Linked DNA regions of Homo sapiens: region 2 is linked to region 1. The links are chromatin loops, found by intact Hi-C in ENCODE. Cell type or tissue: natural killer cell. All regions are shown on one strand. Region 1 has its middle 38 kb from the start of GZMK. Region 2 has its middle 9.5 kb from the start of ESM1.

Region 1 (2,500 bases):
CCGAGGGCAAAGCTGATTTCCTCTTTGTTATGATTGACGTGGGGGATGGATGGAGCCAGAAGAGAGAAGGTCTCCAAGTGAGTCAGAGCCTGGATGGGCTATGCTGCCTGTCTCATTTCCCAGGAATTACAGACTTTGTCATCCTTCCTTCTAGCTTCTCTCAGCACCTAGAGACCCAGGGTTTTAGCCCAAAGCAACATATGAGGCAGTACCTGCCCCGTCAGAGGGGATAGTGCTCTCTTCTAATTTCTCTGCCCCCAAACAGCCACATGCCTGTTTGATTTTCTGTGAACACACATACAAAAGATTATAGTATAAGACATTTATAAATTGACCTTTCAAAAGTAGTTGAATTGGCAAAATTTGATAGTTAACTGGTGATAGGGGCTGACAGATATGGAAAGGTTTCTACATTATTCTCTGTACTTTTGGAGTCCTTGGTGGCTTACCTGTGCTGTCTATATTAATTGTACCTTTGACAGGAGAGTGACCTTATAATATATTAATATATTCTTGCCATTCATTTTAGAGAGATGATTAAACTTGACCAGTTCACCAAATATCCTGTATCAACATTCTGACAGGATTTGACTAATTACAGTGAATTACAATGTAAAAAGATATCCAGCCTAGAGTATTTTAAATGTTTATTCTGCATTTATTTGGACTTTTTGGAGTTATTTTATTGATAGTATATGGGACAGGTGAGTTTTTTTTTGGTCTGAGTGAACTTGAGAAGCATATAGGCATATTTGACTTTTTATAGTGTTTACAGAGAGCAATACAGCCACAGTGTTTGTGGTTATGTACTGAACCACTTGAAAGCACAGCTGTTGGGCAGAGTGGTAGCTCGCTAGCTGTTTGAGTTAGATACACCACATCTTACTATAATAAATAGTAAATATTTAGAGGCTAAAAACCATATCTTACATTATGGGAGAATAGAATAGAACTAATTATTGGGACTTCTGGGGGCTCTTGGCAATTTGGATTAGTTTTTGCTTTGTCCACCAGATCACTTCATTAAAAACGATGTAAGTACTTCTCAAGGAAGGTATTTAAGGGTAAGTGGATAATAAGAACTATTTATTTTCTTAATTGGCATCTAAAGAGGGATGCAGGGGAGTCCCAGGGTGCCCTGGGCGGCAGGATGGGATGCGGGGTGTGGTGGGATGTGGGTTGCGGTGTTGGGGAATGGAGCGGGTGAGAGCGTGTGCATATGCATGTGTGCAGGATGCTGACCGAATGTGAAAGTGAAGGCTCGATTCAGATGTCTTCAGCTAAAATAAAACATTTCAACTAAGCTGATAAAATCATGAATGAGGTATTCATGAGGAGATGTTAGTGTAGAAAAATCTCCAGAGTGGCACTTTTTAAAGAGTAAAGATGGAACAGTATTTATCATGTAGCTTGCCCAGCAGGTTTATGTTGGAGCTGGGATTAGGACCCAGGTAATTGGCACTTCTTGCCTGATGCCCCAAGACACTTCCCGATCAAGTTCATGGCATTGTACCAGGTATTAGGGGATGGTGGTACAATTCCAGTCTCTTGCCCTCTGGGAGATTATAGTCATGTAATATGCAGCTAGACCAGTGTTTTCTTTCTTTCTTTTTTTTTTTTGAGAGGAAACTTGCCCACCTCATTGAATCTTCTGTGGAAAACTAAAATATAAAATAGATGAAAGTCAGAGCTGCTCTGACTATGTGTGTATACATGTGGGGGTCCCAAGTCTTACCACCCCAGCCTCCTCCTCATAGCTCCTTCTCCTTCTTGGGTGATAGGGCTCTAGGGAACAGCTGGGAAGTTTGTGATCTATCCTCAGGCTCCTATGTTGGAAGGGACTGTGAGGCACAGGGATGGGAATGTGCAGAGAGAGGGCTCTGTGGGGCTTATTGCCTGCCTGGTGTTTCCACCGGGCAGGGGTTTGATGAAGATGACATGTCCTCCCAGTGCAGCATCTATTTCCTTCAGTGACGGGGGAGCAGGGGTATTAGAATAACTAATGGTGGCACAGCTTTTTTCCAGGCTTGTTGGACTTTTCTTGTAGAATTTCATTTATTTATTCATTGGTTTAATTATTTATTCATTAATTTGTGAGATATTTACTGAGTTCTTGTTCTGAGACAGATGCTGAACTAACATACTCTGGGGGAGGGGACCAATAGGCTAGCCTGAAAACTGCCTTCCTTGAGGGCTTCCTGAACAGATTTTGACAACCATTCTGAAGAGGGCAGGTGAACCAGCTCTCAACATAGACACCACTGGCCAACCCGTGTTGCCAACTCTTTCTGGACATTGAAGGCTCCTGGCTTTTCTTCACCAACATTAGAAACACACAACTGCAAGTGAACTGTATCTTGGCGGAAGAGCTCAGGTCAAACTGTTGTATTTTTGGATCGAATGCTGGCTTTATTCTAGCACGAGGAAGACTTTGGGTGTGAATGAATTTAGAGTAAGGATGGCAAGAACATCAGAGAGCCCCAAAATGTCTATTGCTATT
Region 2 (2,500 bases), 67 kb after region 1:
GTGCTCTAAGGAGACCAGGAATCACGGGGTCATGGGGAGCTGGGGCAGCAGGGATGTCTCTTGGAGGCCCTGCCAAAGGCCATGTTGTCATCAACATATTTTGAGTGCTCACTACTTACCAGGCATTGAAGTAAGTATTCTCGTATGTCTCTTTTTGCATCTTGGGAAATAGAAGTCCAGAGATTTAAACATTGTGCTCAGTTTGTACTGTTAGTAAGTTGTGTACTCAGGATTCCCACTCGGATGGTCTGCCTTCAGAGTGTATGCTCTATATTGTGAAGTCAATTTGCTGCTTCCACCTCCCTTTAATTCCTGATGGAGGAGGCAGGGGTCACAGGGAGTGGTGCACTTGGTACAAGAGAGGGTGGTAGAGAGGAAGGTGACTTGATAAACTCCCACCCACTAATGTGTTAGTGATGCAATGTTACAGTGACCTCTGGCATTTTAATTTTAAAAGTAGTTGAAGAGGCCAGGCATGGTGGCTCATGCCTGTAATCCCAGCATTTTGGGAGGCCAAGGTGGGCAGATTGCCTGAGGCCAGGAGTTCAAGACCAGCCTGGCCAACATGGTGAAATCCTGCCTCTACTAGAAATACAAAAAAATTAGCCAGTCGTGGTGGTGGGCGCCTGTAATTCCAGCAACTCGGGAGGCTGAGGCAGGAGAATCGCTTGAACCCAGGAGGTGGAGGTTGCAATGAGCCAAGACTGCGTCACTGCCTTCCAGCCTGGGTGACATAGCGAGAGTCTGTCTCAAAAAAAAATTGGTTGAAGAGAGAGAGCCCTCCTTAAACACCACTCCTTGAGACCTTGGGCAGGTGGGAGGAAGCCGAAGGAAGGGGATGAGGACTATCCCATTCACTTTCCCATGGAGGGGTGGGCTCTATGAGGCTGGTCTTTGAAGTTGGCTTATATTTTTTCTAGACACTATGTCATTCATTGAGCATCTACTATGTGTAAGACCTAAGCCAGGCATTGTGAAAACCACACAATGATCATAAAACGATTCTTGCTCATTGCGAACTAGAGGGCCCCTGCATGTAGAAGACTGTGCAAGAAGTCCAGAAATGCAAAATTTGGGTTGGGCAAGGGATTAATTTGGGCCTGGAGGAAGTTGGTGAGGACATCAAAGAGACACTGGCATGCCAGCCTTGCCCCTTGAAGGGTGAGGTGTTCTGATGGGTGGAGAAGATTAAGCAGGTGGATGAAGGGGAGCAGGCCCAGGCCCAGGCCACATTTATCATAATTATAGATGACAGTGAATGGAATATTTGTGTTTCTCCCAAATCTATATGTTGAAATCATAATCCCCAAAATGATCGTATTACAAGATGGGGTCTTTGGCAGGTAATTAGGGCATGAAGTTGGAACCCTTATGAATGGAATTAGTGCCCTTATAAAAGGGGCCCCAGAGACCTCTCTTGCTCCCTTTCTACCATGTGAGGATACAAGGATAAGTTGGCAATCTGTAGCCTGGAAGAGGTTTCTTACCAGACCCTGACCATGTTGACACCCTTATCTCACACTTCGAGCCTCTGAAACGGAAACATAAGTTTCTGTTGTTCATAAGCCACCCAGTTTGTGGTATTTTAGTATAGCAGTCCAAACTGACCAAGGAATGGATACATTTGCCTACATTCTGGTCCATTTTCTTTCTTATGAAAAGAAATCCTTAGCAAGTTATTAGACTGTAAATACTAATGTTAATATAATACAGTATACTACTGTAGAGAGATTTTAAAAGAACAAAAAAGTTTAAAAAATATTTACTTGAAAATAAATTATAAAATTCTAAGCCATCAAATATTTAAAAACTCTGTTTTTTTTTTGGCAGTTGAATAAACAATTCTCCCTGAACCACTTCTTAAATTAGATGTTTTCTAGCTCTAAGCTCAGAGTTCTGGTGTATTTAGGGCTTGGGGAGTTTTCTGGGGCCACATTTATTGGTCCTGCTTCTCCTTTCTACCTCTTCTTTTCAGGTATTGAAGGTTTCTGATCAGCTGCATGTTATAATTGTCCTAGCAGTGGGACTGTATGTGGAAGGAAGCATTATTCTGTGTTTTGAAGTCTTGAACTCTCCTAATTGAATGTGAAGTGCTCTGGTATATATCCTATCCCTCAAAGGGGAAAGGCGCTCTCCTTCAGCAGGCTTGTGTGGCTTTCACATTGCAAGTGAACGGTTTTGAAGGCTCTCCATGGGTAGGATTATTTGATCAAGTGAATCCCTCAAAGTTCTGTTATTGTTGTTGTTGTTGCTGCTGTTGTTTCTATGGGTGTGTGTTTGTGTGTGTTTGTGTATGTATATGTATGTATTTCAAGCAATTAGGAAGAGGTTACCATAGGAAGCATGCCACACATGTTGCCCCCTCTTCCAAATAGCATTACTCAGTGATTTTTTTCCCTCAGGCCCCTTCAAAGTGTCCTTCAATATTCCCTGGTAAGATCAGATGCCCTGCATTTTCTTGTTTTTAGCATAGGTTCTTGTCCAAATATGGGATACTTGA

The links. A loop is a pair of places that touch in the nucleus more often than their neighbours do. Peaks named below come from ENCODE experiments on the same cell type or tissue, not always from the same donor. Only the 100,000 strongest peaks of a DNase experiment are listed, where the experiment ranks them.
Region 2: a loop joins it to region 1, with 3 times the contacts of the local background. A loop is called at or near these places in 3 of 110 quality-filtered maps.

What each region holds. Positions count from the first base shown.
Region 1 is chr5:55,060,933-55,063,432 of GRCh38, reverse strand. No RefSeq gene overlaps it. Among named protein-coding and RNA genes, the nearest start is that of GZMK, 38 kb to the right of the region's middle. In natural killer cell, no CTCF peak of the experiment used is centred here; DNase peaks (open chromatin) are centred at 822 and 1,222; H3K4me3 peaks cover 1,040 bases; H3K27ac peaks cover 1,374 bases.
Region 2 is chr5:54,993,852-54,996,351 of GRCh38, reverse strand. No RefSeq gene overlaps it. Among named protein-coding and RNA genes, the nearest start is that of ESM1, 9.5 kb to the right of the region's middle. In natural killer cell, no CTCF peak of the experiment used is centred here; no DNase peak of the experiment used is centred here; H3K27ac peaks cover 1,042 bases.